Regions from separate parts of the Homo sapiens genome. Here regions 2 and 3 are each linked to region 1. Evidence: chromatin contacts called from ENCODE Hi-C or POLR2A ChIA-PET data. All regions are on one chromosome and are shown on one strand. Each heading gives the region's core, a stretch centred on a gene start or an enhancer-like site at or near the end of the contact. The rest is flanking DNA. Distances are from core to core; before and after follow the strand shown.

Region 1 (2,700 bases), core at 8-2,507:
TGGGTGGGGAGAGGCCCTTCAGGTAAGGCCTGAGCACCGCTGCCCTCTTCCTGGCTTGGGCATGAGTGGTTTGGGAACTGCAGCTCCTGGACAGGAACGAGGTTAAATGACCAATTCAGAACTTTGATGGAAGATTACAGATGGAGGTGGGTGGGACAGATCTTTGGAGAGAGCTTGTCAGGAGAAAATAGAAGCTTCGTGAGTGCGCCTAGAACAGTGCCTGGCACACAGTAGGTATTCAGCAACTACTTGTCTAAATAAGCAGATTTCTGAAACCAATTCTGTTGATAGGACATTGAGAGCAAATCTGTCATCCTTGTCCTTCTGCGGAGACTGCTTGACTCCCAATCCTGTCAGATTAGGCGTAGAAAGATTCCTATCTTTATGCAAAAAGATGTTTTAAAACTCTAGGCTTAAATTAACTTGATATAAGCTCAAATATGTGATGCATGGAATGTGGTTCACAATAACATATAGAAATAGTCATAATAAATGGATTTCTCATCTCTTTAGAGAAACAGTGTTTTAATCTCTGATTATGCTTTTGTATTTATTTATTCATTTATTCAGCAAGTACTTATTGAGCATCTACTATATGCTAGGCATTGGGGACCCAATAACAAATAAGGCAGAGTCCCTGCCTTCAAGAATCTTACAATAAAATAAACTTGTCTAATAGTCCATCTGTACTATTATTTTCCATTGAATAAAGATGTTATTACAATTTTTAATTTGCTGAACAAACTAATGAAATTTACCTTTCCAGCAGAAAAGGTTTTTGCCTTTCATTATCAAGTCTGGGATAACTCTCAATGTTGCGGGTATGATGCATTGTATGAATTAAATGGCTGCGTTGAATTTTCTTCACATTATCAGGATTATATTGTGTGCTATGACTTTCTTTTCTAAAGTGAAAAGTAATATCAGAATAGCGGGGAGATGACATGGGGTCTGCTCCCCAGCCCAGTCTGTTAGTTTGGTAAACCATATTGTCCAACTCACTAGCTTTCCTGAAACGATAGAGGAAGAGGGGAGTGAAGTGGGGTCTGCTGGTGAAGACAACCCAGCTGGCCAAATGAATCCTGGTTGGAAGCCTTCCGATGGTGGGTGTGAATTACCTGACGGCAGTGGTAAGGAGCACCCTTCTTCAGACGGGGCTGTGGTGGCACCAGCTCCCAAGTCTGAAGAAAAAGATGCTGCTGAGATCCAAAAGCGCAAAAGGCTAGAGCAAGCTGGAATCAAGGTCATGCCAGCAGCACAGCGCTTTGCCAGGTCAGCTCTGGGCTGAGGGCTGGCCCGGCTGGCTTTCTGCATGCCTGGGGATTTGGAATCTGTCTAGAGAGTTGGAGTTTTCATCTGATTTTTCCACTTCCCGCTTTTCCTATTGCATCACTGTTCCCTGCTCTGAGCACGTAGATGATAGTCTTTGCCTTAAGGCATGTCTCTGCTAAGTACCTCCTGGGTATTTTAAATGAAGGTGAAGAGTGAGCTCCTCACTGCTGGGTGCAGCCCTTGTCTTTGTCATGTATTTGTGATCAGTCATGTGTGGGCTGCAGGATTTACCTAGCAATAACATTGTATTTTTCTATTGTTTGTGGCTTGTTAATTTTCATGCTACTCCTAAATGGCTCATATCTTACTTTACACATCACTAGAAAAATAGTCTGTTGCTTTGAAATGGGGAACACTCTCTTTAGAGAGTGGCTGGCTTACAAAATCCACTTACTTTCTTTGTCCCAAGAGAGTACTAAGTAGAATTGGGTTTATTTGACTCCTTAGTTTCTAAAGCATGTTGATTCAAAAACAAAGAATGGAGTAATTACTTCTCTTTAATTGTAACAAAGGTACTAGTATCCAGTCCTGATAGCTTCATATTACATGTGAGATGGAGACCTTCAGCAATCAGAGCCAAGGAAAACTATAGTTCTGCACTCTTCTGTAGTGTTTTGAGAAGCTGGTTAATTTTTCTTATAAAATAACCACAATGATCCTAACAAATAATAGTGCAGCCAAAATGTATTTTACAAATTGACATTCATAATAATTTGACAGTTGGAATTCCTTTGCCACTTGCTGTTCCATTTAATTTTTTTTTTTTTTTGAGATAGAGTCTCACTCCGTCACCCAAGCTGGGGTGCAGTGGTGCAATCTTGGCTCACTGCAACCTCTGCTTCCCAGGTTCAAGCAATTCTCCTGCCTCAGCCTCCCAAGTAGCTCGGATTACAAGCGTGTACCACCACGCCTGGCTAATTTTTGGATTTTTAGTAGAGATGGGGTTTTACCAGGTTGGCCAGGCTAGTCTAAGAGGTGGCTGATATACCCATCTTCCAGAAGTCCAGAAGTGGGAGCTGAGGATCGTTGATAGTCAGTGACTTGCAGAGCTGGTCACCACCGACCTGGTGATCAGATTCGGATGCTCTGACCACAGCACCACATCTGCCTCCCACACATTTTCCATTTCTCTATACAGCTCCACATGTGGTTATTTATGTGGTCCAGGTCTTAATTAAATATCCAGTGTTGAGTTACATAAATTTAATTCTAGAGTACCTTTGTATTAAAAAAAAAAACAACTAAGGATATACTTCCTCCTTGTCTGTGGTATATTACAGATAATCATGCCTATTCTGAACACGTATGTGCTTCTGGAATATTCTAACATAAAATTGTGTTTATGTTACAAACAGCTCTCTGAGTTTA
Region 2 (2,700 bases), core at 176-2,675, 190 kb before region 1:
CAAGTTCCGCCTCCCGGGTTCACGCCATTCTCCTGCCTCAGCCTCCCAAGTAGCTGGGACTACAGGCGCCCGCCACTACGCCCGGCTAATTTTTTGTATTTTTAGTAGAGACGGGGTTTCACCGTTTTAGCCGGGATGGTCTCGATCTCCTGACCTCGTGATCCGCCCGCCTCGGCCTCCCAAAGTGCTGGGATTACAGGCGTGAGCCACTGCGCCCGGCCCGTGAAAAGATTCTTGTAAGATTCCAGGTGATTCTTAGTTCTTTTCATGGTCTGTATATGAGAAGTGTTTTTCTACATCTTTCTTTATGATAGTAATAGATGTTTGTAACAGTATAGACATTTCACAGGAGACTTTAGTTAAATTTAGGAATCATGACTTTATCCTGGCAATTTTACTTTAGAAATATTATATGCTTAGAGTAATTCAGATAACTCAGTCCTTTGAAGGTTCTCTACATATTACTGCCTTTCATATTTGAAGATAGATTTGGAAATGATTGTCCTCTGGGTGTAAAGAGTCCAATATATACTGCTGTTGTTTCCACACAGCATTGTCATTTCCTACCAGGGACTCTCCCTTTTAAACTTAAGAGTTGGCACGGAAACATTATTGCTCAAAAGAGCCACCCATTCCCGAGTGTGTTTGACAGGTCTTTGTAAACAAACTTCTTCAGCCTTGCTGAAATTAGTGGAAAAATCTAGGCTCTCATGTTTACAGTTGACGTGGGTTTTCCTTTCACCTAAAATAACCATTACAAGTAAGATACTAAGTAAAAAACATACTCATTTCTACTTGGTATATGAAAATAATATATGTTTGATGTATTCAGTGAAATTCCAGTTAACTCATAACTCTTTGAGGCCATGGATGGAGAGGTGGCATTATTAGTCTCTACCTCCAGTGCCTCACACAATTCCTGGGCACAGAAAGAGACATACAATTCATGTTGGGTCAATCAAAGAATGATTGATCATTGGCACCTCCTGATTCTATTTGGTGGTCAGAGAAAGTGGCAGGACTTAAGTTATTTTACATATAAACATTTCTTGCAAAATTTGGAGAGGATGTTTTGATGGCTTGAGATCTTTTAATTTCTTTGAGTTACTTTCATTGTCCTTCCCACCCCTTCCCTCTCTCCACTCTGAACTGCATAGGGCCTGCCTGCAGTGAACTACTCACTTCTTCTGACTCCAAGGAAGGCCATATCATGTGTTTTAAGTACCCCATAAAATTTATCTTCAAAGTAAAGCTTCCTTTGCCAAGCTCACAAATGATGGATTTTTGTTTTCCTTCGGCCTGAGGGTCAAAAGAATGGGCACTTTTGTATGTACAGTCTTCGGGGCCATTTCCTCCCTCCTATCCTACTGCCCTCTCCCTGTCTTAGGCAAGAAATCACTTGGTTCCGAGCAGTGACCTCCGCTGGGCCAGACAGTTCTGAAAGCCTTTGTGTGTTCATTTCCTTAAAGAAGTGGAAGGTAACATGTTTGAAAGCCGGACAGCTGTGGCCTGTTCCAAAACATCAATGTTGATTGTTTGTTTTTCTGGATTTTAACAAAGGAGCTTTTGCCAGGAGACCTTTGCACTCTTGCTTATTCAAACCCCAAATTACAAAAATACATAACAAAAATAAAACAGAAGCCAGACTTAAGGTTATCTTACCAAAACAGGACGTCTTCCTTCTTTAGATTGTACAAACACATGAGTTCCCTAGTTAAATTCAATCAATCATTCCTGACGGATTCAGCTAAAGTTTTGCTTTAACTCATACCACATTGTCTAGTCCTTAGAGCTTAGTTCTATTTCCTCACCTTGTTTACCTACAAAATGGTGCATCTATTTGGAAAAAAAAAAAAAAAGAAGAAGAATTTACTGGTTCCTTTTTACCTCTGTGTATTCAGCAATAAAAAAAAAATTCTCTGAAATGTGTGCTGGAGAATAATAAGCAGTTTTCCTTGGGTGGTCTTAACAGCTTAACAGATTGCTCTGAAATTGAAATCCTCAAAGATGATCTGTTCAAAGGAGGGGTGTCGACTTTCTCATCTTTTGGAGAGAGAGAGGGATGCAGCATTAGCTAGAGACAGTATGAGGTCGTGGTAAAGAACATGAACTCTGAGGCCAGTTGGTTTGGTTTCAAATCATCTGCCTCTTACTAGCTGTGGACCTTGGTTATATCACTTAACCTCACTGTCCCTCATCTGTATAATGGTAATAATAGTAGTACCTCCTCCGTGCTATCATGATTAAATAAGTTAATATCTCTAAAGCACTACATAATAAGTGCTGTGCAAGTGTTTTTAAAACACATGAAAAGGAAATAGAGATGAGATAATGTCAGAAGAGATTAGTGTTAAGCCCTTGAAGGGAGGGGGCAATTTCAAATGAGAAGAGCTGATAGGGAGTGGCAGAGAAAGCAAGTAAATTGGGGATTAAATGATAGACTATGCATTTGGCCATTTGGAGTTCTTAAGTAACTTCTAACTATTCAGAATGTGGCTTTAAGCAAGCCAATTTATCTCCCTATCGGTAAAAGGTGACACTTGGCTGGCTCGATATTCTGTTATGTGTCCCAGCCCCAGAAATGCACAGACTGGTTTCCATTTTTAGTGGAGTGCTGTGAGCAGAAGCCAGACTGAGATTTCAGGTTGGATTGAGGAAAGATGAAAGAGCTGACACTTGGTATCTAAGTCATTTCCTGGC
Region 3 (2,700 bases), core at 199-2,698, 250 kb before region 1:
TGATTTTGAAAGAAATGATTCAGAACACCAGATTTCCCGGGTAGAAAATATGATTCAATTGCCTACTGATTTCATCCTATTATCTCACTCTGTTAACTCTGGATACCTGGAGTCGAAGTTAACTAGATGCTACATGTCACTCTAATTTGCACTAAAAGTGACTTGGGGATCAGAGAAAAACCTTTAATATCTACTCATAAAGTGATCTTGGTAGTCCATCAAAGCTTAGAAAATTATTCTTCAATATTATGCTGAATATGTAAGTTTAATGTATAATCTTTGTTACCAAACTCCAAGCAGAATGCTCAATGCCTCTCCTCTTGTTCTTGTAGATGATCTAATATTAAATCATTATACAAATAATGGGTCCAAATATTCATCTAAATGCAGCAGAATTTTATTCACTGAGGTTGTGTCAACTCCTGCTAGGAATAAGAAGAATTCTTCCATTGATTTTCTTTCCCTCTTCCTCCCTTTTATTATTTCCTTCTTTTTTTTTGGTGGTATTTATTGAGTTACAAGAGTTTATTAGTAGGTTAGATGACTCTGATTTTCCTGATTCCCCGCTTCTCTTGGCCTCACCACCCACAACAATATTTATCTGTTCTAATCTGTGGTTCTTCTTTTCAGTGCCAAACACTTTCTGAAGAAACAGATGTCCTTCGACTTGGTTTCGGTTATGATTTGGAACAGGTTCCCAGGCCTTTAGGGAGGGACTGGAAATTTCAACCCAACTCAGCCTTATTTCTCAACTTGAGAAGTTCCTGGACTCCTTTACCTTCAATCAGAGTGTGCCCATGGGGCTTGGTGATGAATACAATCTTATTTGTGACCTAATCCATACTTCACAAGAGTGAGAACTAGTGCTGGAAGGGATCAGTTTCTCATTTTGGTTCATTCCCTGCTGCCCACATAGAATTGTTTTCTTATTCAGCTGGGACCTAATTCTGAAGATTAAAAACACTGAGGGTATCATAGCTCTCCAAGACCAAAAGATGCTTGTGTTGTTTGGCAGTAGGGAAAATTTATGAATAGCTTTTGAGATAATTTAGCATTTAATGGCCAGTAACATATGACTTTTGTGATGTAATACCATAAGTTATACATGTAGTCATTCTAATTCTCCACCTCTGTAGGGACTAGATTCTTAACATCTTTTTATCCCAACAGGTAGTTAACTTTGCAGATGGTCCTCCAGCTTTGCATAAGTTGCCAAGGAAGAGGAAGAAAAAACTTTTCTGGCTAGATCAAGGAAGGAGTAGTGGTCTGAATAGATATGTAAATGAGAGCAGGCGGCATCTTTCTCACAATGACATTTAAATAGTCTAGCTTGTTTGTATACAAGAGCAGCTATGACACAATGCTGTCACATGGTAGGAAAACAGTGAGGTCCCACAGATTTGGGGAAAGGGGATGCGGAATGGGAGGTGGAGCTGGCACTTCTTGCCCCGGCATCTCCCTGGAAACCAGTTGCATCAGGCGAGCTCCAAAGGGCAGACTGAGCACTGGCTACCAAGAAAGGGAAGGCTGAGCATGTGTTCTCAGCCACTGGGTCTCTTGGCCTCCAGCTCTCTGCTGATGGATGACAATAGAGCCATGATGTAGACAGTTGGCCTTGATTCTGTGAGTGGCAGTCAGTGCTAGGTGGGACTAGGCAGCTCTAGGAGTACTAGAAATTGGCCTGGCAGCTTCTCTTTTTGCTTTAGACCATTCTGAAGCTTAAAAGCATCATAGTTGGGGGATAACATGATGATAAAAATTATGTTAATGATGCTGATGTTGCTGATGATAAAAGGTACTATTTATTGGGTGCTTATTATGTGCCTGCTAAAGTCTATGTACAGTTGGCCCCTCGAAGTGGCGCAAAATACATTTTGTATTTTGTATTTTGGCCTTGATTTTCATGATTCAGGACAGAATCAGTTAACACTGGTTGATTTTTGACCAAACTGTTCTTACTGGAATTAGGTTTTCCTTTTAAGCCCAGTTCACTGTTCTGAGATTTTTTAAAAAGTACAATACAATTTTATAATAGAACACCTCATATGTTCCTTAGGATGTGTGTGTGTTTACATCTGAGGCAGAAGAAAGGTATCAGATATGATCTTTTTTGGAGGAAGGGTAGGGTAGATAAAAGGATGACTTCAGTGCTATTAAATCAGGAAAGGAAGGGATAATAGAACTTTGGTTTTAAGTGATTGAGAAATATAAAAATAGCCTAAACTAGAGGGCTAAAGATAATATAGGGGAAAAATAGTTCTTAAAAAAATGATAGAATATTGGAAAGACTTCTGTCTGGACATAAGATGTTATATTTCAAGGAGGAATGATGCCGTGGAATTCAGTTCTGCTGTGATAAAATTCCATGTTTGCAATATTGAAAACAACACTTCCAAAGAGATGCCCATGCATCTAACCCTGATGGGATGTGTATTAGTTCATTTACATACTGCCATAAAGATACGACCTGAGACTGGGTAATTTATAAAGAAAGGAGGTTTAACTGACTTACAGTTCCACGTGGCTGGGGAGGCCTCAAGAAACTTATAATTATGATGGAAGGCAAAGGGGAAGCAAGACAGGTCTCATATGGTGGCAGGAGAGAGAGAGCAAGCGAAGAGGGAACTGCCAAATGCTTTTAAAACCATTAGCTCTCATGAGAACTCACTCACCATCATGAGAACAGCATGGGGTAACCGC

Evidence for each region. A loop is a pair of places that touch in the nucleus more often than their neighbours do. ChIA-PET counts read pairs that join two places held with the same protein, here RNA polymerase II (POLR2A). Pooled maps may share reads with other maps.
Region 2: a loop to region 1 is called in a pooled map, with 1.9 times the contacts of the local background. The contact joins two enhancer-like sites. A Hi-C loop is called at or near these places in 3 of 168 maps with a recorded cell type or tissue (cardiac septum, dorsolateral prefrontal cortex and prostate gland) and 6 of 50 pooled maps. POLR2A ChIA-PET finds 5 or more read pairs at or near these places in 1 of 52 experiments (activated T-cell).
Region 3: a loop to region 1 is called in a map of tibial artery, with 3 times the contacts of the local background. The contact joins two enhancer-like sites. A Hi-C loop is called at or near these places in 17 of 168 maps with a recorded cell type or tissue (Calu3, PC-9, Right ventricle myocardium inferior and 9 more) and 16 of 50 pooled maps. POLR2A ChIA-PET finds 5 or more read pairs at or near these places in 5 of 52 experiments (A549, Caco-2, PC-9 and 2 more).

Annotation. Positions count from the first base shown.
Region 1 is chr4:41,619,419-41,622,118 of GRCh38, forward strand. It overlaps LIMCH1 (LIM and calponin homology domains 1), which reads left to right. Exons shown (of 32, transcript NM_001330672.2): 6 at 1-22; 7 at 1,006-1,272. Among named protein-coding and RNA genes, the nearest start is that of LIMCH1-AS1, 72 kb to the right of the region's middle. Within about 2 kb of position 1,258, at least 2 of the 41 ENCODE cell types and tissues checked have a DNase peak (open chromatin) inside an H3K27ac peak, as active enhancers do; they include ascending aorta, where a contact is called at or near this core.
Region 2 is chr4:41,426,100-41,428,799 of GRCh38, forward strand. It overlaps a transcript of LIMCH1 not described here. Among named protein-coding and RNA genes, the nearest start is that of LIMCH1, 110 kb to the right of the region's middle. Within about 2 kb of position 1,426, at least 6 of the 41 ENCODE cell types and tissues checked have a DNase peak (open chromatin) inside an H3K27ac peak, as active enhancers do.
Region 3 is chr4:41,364,408-41,367,107 of GRCh38, forward strand. It overlaps a transcript of LIMCH1 not described here. Among named protein-coding and RNA genes, the nearest start is that of UCHL1, 110 kb to the left of the region's middle. Within about 2 kb of position 1,449, at least 2 of the 41 ENCODE cell types and tissues checked have a DNase peak (open chromatin) inside an H3K27ac peak, as active enhancers do; they include ascending aorta, where a contact is called at or near this core.